3 separate regions of the Homo sapiens genome follow, and all the other regions are linked to region 1. A link is a contact called in ENCODE Hi-C or POLR2A ChIA-PET data. All regions are on one chromosome and are shown on one strand. The core of a region is the stretch at or near the end of the contact, and the rest is flanking DNA. Distances in the headings are between cores, read along the strand shown. Region 1 holds the start of FEM1B (fem-1 homolog B). Region 2 holds the start of PDCD7 (programmed cell death 7). Region 3 holds the start of TRIP4 (thyroid hormone receptor interactor 4).

What was found. Hi-C counts contacts between places; a loop is a spot of excess contacts on that map. ChIA-PET counts read pairs that join two places held with the same protein, here RNA polymerase II (POLR2A). Pooled maps may share reads with other maps.
Region 2: a loop to region 1 is called in a map of CD8-positive, alpha-beta T cell, with 13 times the contacts of the local background. The contact joins the promoter of PDCD7 here to the promoter of FEM1B in region 1. A Hi-C loop is called at or near these places in 1 of 168 maps with a recorded cell type or tissue (CD8-positive, alpha-beta T cell) and 5 of 50 pooled maps. POLR2A ChIA-PET finds 5 or more read pairs at or near these places in 1 of 52 experiments (HEK293).
Region 3: a map of CD8-positive, alpha-beta T cell shows a loop between it and region 1 (14-fold over the local background). The contact joins the promoter of TRIP4 here to the promoter of FEM1B in region 1. A Hi-C loop is called at or near these places in 2 of 168 maps with a recorded cell type or tissue (CD8-positive, alpha-beta T cell and naive thymus-derived CD4-positive, alpha-beta T cell) and 5 of 50 pooled maps.

What each region holds. Positions count from the first base shown.
Region 1 is chr15:68,276,467-68,279,301 of GRCh38, forward strand. FEM1B (fem-1 homolog B) reads left to right here and starts at 1,279. Exons shown (of 2, transcript NM_015322.5): 1 at 1,279-2,199. The coding sequence starts at 1,952. RefSeq lists enhancers at 1,275-2,176, 1,919-2,118 and a silencer at 1,559-1,888.
Region 2 is chr15:65,132,412-65,135,197 of GRCh38, forward strand. It overlaps PDCD7 (programmed cell death 7), which reads right to left and starts at 1,397. Exons shown (of 5, transcript NM_005707.2): 1 at 501-1,397. The coding sequence starts at 1,370. RefSeq lists silencers at 623-1,022, 1,083-1,292 and an enhancer at 1,583-1,682.
Region 3 is chr15:64,386,469-64,389,168 of GRCh38, forward strand. It overlaps TRIP4 (thyroid hormone receptor interactor 4), which reads left to right and starts at 1,368. Exons shown (of 13, transcript NM_016213.5): 1 at 1,368-1,496. The coding sequence starts at 1,396. It also overlaps a transcript of PCLAF not described here. RefSeq lists enhancers at 1,083-1,583, 1,165-1,654, 1,584-2,084.

The DNA.
Region 1 (2,835 bases), core at 29-2,528:
GTTCTTTCTCTATGGTAAATTTTGTCCTTTGGGGAAGGGAGGAAGAGGGAGGAAGTCACTTTCATATTGAGTTTTTTGAGACTGTCCCAGAAGCTTCATCACCTACCATTCACTCCTACCATCCTAATCCAAGGCCTGTCCCCCTATCTACTCTTGCCTTCCAGAGTTTATTCTCCATACAGCAGCCAGAGTGATCTTTTTAAAAAACACAAATAGCATCTTGTCACTTCCCTCTTTAAAACCCTTCAAATGCCCCCATCACAGAGTAGACTTAAACCCTTTGCTATGGGTTATTAGGCCCTAACGTGTGTTGCATCCTCTGACTTCATCTATCATTCTTACTGTGGCCCACTCTGCTGCAGCCACACTGACCTTTCTGTTTCCGAGCTCACCAGACTGTTCCCTCCTCAGGACTTTTATATTAGCTGTCCCCTTTGCCTAGAATACCGTCTGTTCTTGTCACTTGTCATAGAGGTCTTGTCTGATCACCCAAACTAAATGAGTGCCCCCATCATTCTATTTCATTTGCTTCAGAGCAAATGGTAATGATACCAGTTCAACTGATCTTGTCTATCATTTGTTGACTTATTTGTTCCATTACTGAATCCCTAGTGCTAAGCAGAGCCTGGCACGTAGTCGACCTCTAATATTCATTGGATAAACGATCGTTTCAAATCCTAACAACAATCTTGTGATGTCTGTGAGAAAACGGAGGTTCTGCCGGCTCAGGATGAGATTCCTGCTCTGTCTGAACGCGGGACTCGCTTTCCTTCCCAGGATACCTCGCTCCTTCCACCGCGAGCGCAGCTCCCCTTCGCTCCCATCTTTCTCTCACACTTAACCCCTTTCTCCGGGAAAGTCAGGCCGTACTTCCAGTCCCTTCTCAGAGCCTGGTGTTGTGGCTCTCAAGCCCTCCCACATTTCGGGAACTCAGAAACGCCGCCCTTTTCCTGAAATGGACCCTCCGAGTACGCGCAACCCCTTCCCTAACCCCGGCTCAGGGGCAGAAGCAGGACCCGCACCGTCTATAGTAAAATAGGGTGGTCTCCTTAGCCCATCAGCTTAGCGCCCTCACTCCGCCCCCACTCCCTGGCTGGAGACCCTCAGGGCCGTTTAGGGGCCAGGAGGAGGTTCCAGGAGTCAAGGACATTGAGGACATCCAGGCCCAAACGGGATGGGCCAACTACGCGCAGCAGAACCTTTCTCTACCGGGCCCGCGTGTGCCCGCCGGTCGGCTTAGGCGGAGACACCCCACTTAGCGTCCCTCCCGCTCCCGCCCTCTCCTCCCGGCCCTGTCTGCGAAAGCTCGTCTTCCTCCCCGCCCAAGTTCCGGCGCCGCTCTTGCGGGAGCGTTCCGCATCGCCCCGGGGGCCCCTACGCGAGGATCTCCGGGGCCGTTGGCAGCGCCTGGCACTTCTGAGCTCGGCGGACGAGAGCCTGCAGGTTTCCTCCAGTCAGGGACGGCGAAGGGCGGAAAGCGCAGGAGGAGGCAGTGTTAGGCCTTAGGCCGGGTGGGCCGGGTCAGGAGAGACGCGCCCATCTTTCGCCATCCGGGGTGCGCGAGGTCCTCTCGGGACCCGGCCGGCGACCCGTAGCTCGGGCACGCGCCTGTCGCATCCCGCAGGAAGGAGGGGTCCGGCCTGAGGCCCGGGGCGGCGTCCGCCATGGAGATCCCCTCGGTCCAGGGCCGGCGCCTGGGACCTGGCGGGCGGCCCTGACCGCCTTCCTCCCTGCGCGGGCTGGGTCGCGGACGTGCCCTTCGCGGCACTCGGCCTCCTCTGCGTCTCCGCCTTCCCTGGGCCGCACTGCTGCCTGGGCGCGGCGGCGGCGACGGCGCCCTGTTGAATGGGCTGTGAGGGCCCAGGTTTAAAGCGCTGGCGAACGCGGCCTCCGGGGGCGCACGGCAGCTGCAGCGGTGGCGACCAAACGGGTGTTGGAGTTGGCGGCGGCCATGGAGGGCCTGGCTGGCTATGTATACAAGGCGGCCAGCGAGGGCAAGGTGCTGACTCTGGCCGCCTTGCTTCTCAACCGGTCTGAAAGCGACATCCGCTATCTGCTTGGCTATGTCAGCCAGCAGGGAGGGCAGCGCTCCACGCCCCTCATCATCGCAGCCCGCAATGGACACGCAAAGGTGGTACGCTTGCTCTTAGAACATTACCGGGTGCAGACTCAGCAGACTGGCACCGTCCGCTTCGACGGGTAGGTACATCCCAAGCCAGCCTCTCTCCGACGCGCGCGGACTCGTTAATTCACGGGCCCTCCCCTCCCTCACCCTCTCTTACCCTCTCTTCATGTAGGTACTCACTTCTCCCCTTTTTGTACCACCTCCTGCCCCACTAATGCCCACTTCATCTTCCAGGGCTAATAATCCATCCCATGTTTTGCTGCCCGTCCTCATCAGCCCCTACCCCTCATTCCCTCTGTGGGAAGATAACCACACCCTCGGCCTTGAAATCTAATAGTCGTCTTCTCTACTAGATAGTCTGTGAACAAGCCATTTGGAGGAGGTGGCTGCCTTTCCAGGTTTTACTTTTAGTGGAACTGGTGATGTAACTGATCAGAAATTAAGGAGGTCAGCGGTTAACATTGAAGAACTCCGAAAGAGTTATTTGGGCATCCATTTTTACTCCCTTCAAGTGAGTGGTTCCGTAAAACCTTCAGTGGGCTGCTGGGCTTTAATGTCAAAATAAGCACCTAGAACCAGCAGCAGCTGCAGCATCATGAGGGATTGTCACGCAGCCAGACATCTCAAGACATGATTCTGATTCCTCCACGTTGCTCGGTGTAGATATATTGGCTACTAAGATGGCATTGGACCTGATGTGGGAGATGATG
Region 2 (2,786 bases), core at 147-2,646, 3.1 Mb before region 1:
TGGCTAATTTTTGTATTTTTAGTAGAGACGGGGTTTCACCATCTTGGCCAGGCTGGTCTTGAACTCCTGACCTCGTGATCCACCCGCCTCCGCCTCCCAAAGTGCTGGGATTACAGGCGTGGGCCACCGCGCCCGGCCTGTATTTTGTATTCTTAAAACCACCTAGGGCAGTACAAGACACAAGGAACTAGACACTTACTGGTTTTGAGAGTAAGTGGACAATGTTGGAGCAGGATAGGGGAGACCTGTCATTCGTGCAGTGCCACCGTGTAATCCTATACTTTGTGTTTACAGGATTTTACAGTGCACCTGGAACTTTTGTGTACCACACATCATTAACACAAAATTAACATGGTGGTATGAGCTGGGAAGGTTAGCTATCGCTTCATTTTGCGCGTAAAACAGAGGCTTAGCCCTGGGAAATGGAAGTTTAAAGCCTCCTGCTGCTCCAGGTTCCAACCACCACCACTCCTACCCCCATGAGCGGCCGCTGCTCTCACCCGCTTCTTCTCCTCCACCTCCTGCACACACTTCACCCTCCAGCGGTCAATCTCCTGCTCGCGTTCCACTGCCCGCGCGGCCTCTGCCTCCCGCTCGGCCTCGCGTTCCCGGGCCCTCTCGCGAAGCCGCAGCCGGCGGCGCCGGACCCTCTCCAGCCTCCTCCGCGCCTCGCCCACATAGGCAGCCTGGGTCAACGGCTGTAGCCGCTCGGCCAGTTCCGCGCGCAGCGGCGCGGTCTGGGAGTACAGCAGGACCCAGGCCGCGCCGTCGGCTTCGGCCTCGCGCAGGGCCTGGCTCAGGCCGCGCAGCCGCCGCACCAGGCGCAGAGCCCGGAGCAATCGCGCGCGCACTTCGCCAAGGCTGGGCCCGGCATGCGTGCGCTGGGGCACCGGACAGCCTGCCCGCCGCGGGGTCCCGAACACCGCCTCCAGCCACTGCCGGTCGCGCAGGCGTTGGAGGGCCGCATCCCCGAGCACGTCGGCCGGCGGCGGCGGCGCCTCAGGCCACCGCGGGCTCCAGGGCGGCCCCGGGCCGGGAGGCGGTGGCCGCGGCCGCTCGCCGGCGTCGGTCCCCGGGAAGGGCCGACACTGGGGCGGCGGAGGAGGCAGCGGCGGTGGTGGCACCGGGTAGAAGGCGCCAGCGCCGCCTCCGCCGCGGGAGGCCTCCGCGGAGGCTCGGGGCTGCAGAGCCAGCGGAGGCTGAAGGAAGGGGGCGGAGGCCCCCGGAAAAGGGCCGGGCCGCTGGGGGAGAGGCGGCGGGAAAGCCGGGGAGGGCAGCGGCGGTGGCGGACAGCCGAAAGGAGCAGGAGGCGGCGGCTGCGGGGGCGGTGGGCCTGGGCGACCCTGGCCGAAGAATGGTGGCAGGGCCATGTTCACGACGGAGATGCTTTGAGAAGTGACAGGAATCTGAGTGGCTCCTCATGAGAACCTTCCGACGGAAGTGACGTCGTTACGACGCGCGACCCCTGTAGACTCGTCCCTCCGGAAGGCTCAGTGCATAAGTGGGCAGTCGTTCAACCTTCTGTCGTTCAGTTCATAAATACCGTTCTTATTGAGCATCCTAGGTGCAGAGCTACCCACTCCGCATACAGTGAGACTGAGAGATACAGAGCTTCTCTTCGTGGAACTATCTGCCTAGTATAACACACTAATCAATTAATCATGGTGAGTATCTTCGAGAAGTTGGAGAAGGTTATCCTAAGAAACTGCGGCTGCAGCTGAGATCTGGAAGATAAATAGTTAAATAGAAAAAGAGAGGGAAGCACAGTGCAGATGAGAACATGTGCAAAGGCCCTAGTAAATAGGAGTGTGACCAACTACCCATTTTCTTAGAAAAATGAATTATTTTTACTTTTCTCCTTTCACCCCACCTCCTATTTAGCTCTTTAGGAATGCAATTATAGGGTGGGTGCTGTGGCTCACGTCTGTAATCCCAGCACTTTGGGAGGCCGAGGCAGGCGAGATCGGCCTGTAGTCCCAGCCATTGGGGAGGCTGAGGTGGGAGGATCACCTGAGCCCTGGGAGGTAAAGACTGCAATGAGCCACGATAACGCCACTGCACTCCACCCTGGGCGACAGAATGACACCTGTCAAAAAAAAAAATCCAATTAACCTTTACCTTCTCTCCACCAGACACTCTCTACACTGTAAGCTTATCTAATTATGTGTTCGCTTATTAGTTCCAAGGACCGAAGCTTAAACCAGGGACCTCTGGAACTTTCCCATACCAGGGGATTGCCTGGGGACAACTGTCAATTTACAACCTAGCTCCCCGCTACCCCCCACCCCCCCTCCGCCTTCGCCCCAGCCTCCATGGCGCCAACCAGATCACTGATGGATACATAGGAGCAAGTCCCATAGACCCAGCACCTCCTTGGTCCCTCCCCACCCCTTGCATGCCATCCAGGTCAACCAAGTCCCGTGCACCCCCCACTTTTTTTGAGACAGAGTCCCTCTGTCACCCAGGCTGGAGTGCAATGACGCACTCTCCACTCACTGCAACCACTGCATCCCAGGTTCCAGTTATTCTTGGTGCCTCAGCCTCCCTAGTCAGTTGCTGGGATTATAGACCCCTGCTGCCACGCCTGGCTAATTTTTGTGTTTTTAGTAGAGAGGGGGTTTCACAATGCTGGCTAGGCTGGTCGTAAACTCCTTACATCAGGTGATCCGTCCACCTTGGCCTCCCAAAGTGCTGGGGTTACAGGTGTGAGCCACCACACCTGGCCACTTTCTTTCTTTTTTTTTTTTTATGAGACAGAGTCTCCCTGTGTCGCCCAGGCTGGAGTG
Region 3 (2,700 bases), core at 118-2,617, 3.9 Mb before region 1:
TGCCACCATGCCAGGCTAATTTTTTTCATTTTTGTAGAGATGAGGATTCTCCTTATGCTGCCCAGACTGGTCCGGAACTCCTGGGCTCAAGTGATCCTCTTGCCTCTGATTCCCAAAGTGCTGGCATTACAGGCATGAGCCACCACGCCCAGTGTGTGTGTGTGTGTGTGTGTGTGTGTTTGTGTGTGTGTCTCCGTGTGCGCTCGGGTGATCCTCCCGCCTCGGCCTCCCAAAGCGCTGGGATTACAGGCATGAGACACTGCGCCCGGCCAATACACTCATGATTTTAATTATAATATTTATGCCAATGAAAACACTAGCAAAAAGGTAAAACAGCTGCCAATTTAATGTGACCACTTAGTCTAAACAGGCTAGTAGAAATGAAGAACTTTTAACCTGCAAATGCAACAAAAAGCCAGAAATGAATGGGAAGACATTATGATCTCCAGAAAAGTTTGGCTAAATTTTCCCCAGCCCATTGTCTTAGCGGGGTAGGGAATTGCAGACAGCCCTTAAATACTGTCATTTTTGGTTGAGAACTCATGTGGAAAGTCCTCAAAGCCAAATTCCAACTCCTGTTTTACTGTTTTTTACCCTCGAGCTTGCTGAGTTGTCTTGGCTCTCCTGGAAAATACATGGCTCAAAAAATAAAATAGAAGTTTTAGCGGTGTGAATCTAGTAGTCGACTACAGGGGGTATTAAAAATAAACACTCCATCCCGGTTAACACGTGAAACCGCGTCGCTACTAAAAATACAAAAAAAATTAGCCGGGCGTGGTGGCGGGTGCCTGTAGTCCCAGCTACTTGGGAGGCTGAGGCAGGAGAATGGCATGAACCCGGGAGGCGGAGCTTGCAGTGAGCCGAGATCATGCCACTGCACTCAAGCCTGGGCGACAGTGCGAGACTCCGTCTCAAAATAAATAAATAAATTAATTAATTAATTAAAAAATTAAAACCACCACCAGAGCAAAAACTTACAGCGCTTACAATACCTTCCACGTGCTGTTTTATTTTACATAAAACCATGACGATTAAAAAGCTGGCCTCTCAGCTTTCCGGGTATTGGTTTGTTTTCCCCCTAAACTGTCGTTTTTATAGGCACTTGCACTGTCTTCTTAGCAGAATTGCCAATGGCCTTCCTCGAGTCCTACGTTTAGCGATTGGCAAGAATCATGCACTGACAGAGCTCGACTCCGGAGGGCACAAGGAAGTAGACAACAAAGCAGGAAGAAGCAGGAGGCGCACAGATGGGCGGGATCTGCACTGGAGGCGGTGCGACCTTGCGGGGCGGTGCAAGCTGGCGGAACCCGCGTGAGAGAGGTTGGTGTTGCGAAGGGAACTAGTCCGGTGCAGGACGTGGGGCTTTTGCAGCTCAGCTGGTTCCGGCTGGGGAAGATGGCGGTGGCTGGGGCGGTGTCCGGGGAGCCGCTGGTGCACTGGTGCACCCAGCAGTTGCGGAAGACTTTCGGCCTGGATGTCAGCGAGGAGATCATTCAGTGAGAACAGTTCGGGTCCAAGCGGGGAAGGAGCTCTGGGATGTGCACTGCCTGAGCGAACCGGGAAGCGGGGAGGACTGAAAAGTTAAGAGAGAAATGTGATAAAGGGGCTGCAGTCTGTAGTCTGTAGGCGTCGAATTTTGGCCTCCACCTTTGTAGTTTAGTTTCTGGAATAGGGTGTCCGGCTCCACAGTCTGCCGGTCGGGCTTTTTTCCTGGGAAGACGCCCAATCTGTAATAATTAGAAATGCAAGGCTGTCCCAGGAGCCAGTTTCCTTTCTAGAGAGAAGGGGCAGGTCAAACTGTATTTCCTAACTTTGAACCCCTTACTCTTTTATTTATTTATTATTATTGTTGTTATTATTGAGACGGAGTCTCTGTCGCCCAGGCTGGCGTGCGGTGGCGCGATCTTGGCTCACTGCAACCTCCGCCTTCCGGGTTCAGGTGATTCACCTGCCTGAGCCTCCCAAGTAGCTGGGATTACAGGCACGCACCACCACACCCGGCTAATTTTTAAAAATTTTTAGTAGAGTCAGTGTTTCACCATGTTGGCCAGGCTAGTCTCCAGCTCCTGATCTCAAGTGATCCGCCCGCCTCGACCTCCCAAAGTGCTGGGATTACAGGCATGAGCCACCGCACCCAGATATACTCTGAACATTTTAGTCGGCCCAATCTGAGTTGTGTCAGTAGAGCCAACAGGGTCAGCTGTGTCAATAGGACCTAGAATTTAAGTGGAAGCAGCGTGGTAGAGTACAAATAGCTTCTGACTCTGGAGTCTCAGGTTCTATATTCTGTTGTCGTTTACCTGTTTTAGAACCCAGGACAACTTAATTTTTCTCTCTGTACCCTGGTTTCTTCATTTATAAGATTAATCATTAGTAGAGCTTATCATGCTTTATGACTCCTATGAAATGGAGATGGTGTACATGACTTAATATCTACTTTCAACTGATTGAAGAACATTTGTTGCGCTGCTGTTACACGCCAGGTGCTGGGGTAACAAAGACAAGACAGTTGGGTTCCCCTTCGTTGATGAGTGCTGAGGTTGGGGAAATGAAGGGGCTTGTTGGAGCACAAAATAAAGGATTCTCATTAAGATTTGAAAAACTCGGAAGGTTTATTGGAAAGGATAACTTTCACCCGAGAACTAAGGAATAGACAGAGGTGGCGGTCCAAAGTGTTCAGGCAGGGGAGAAAACTACAAA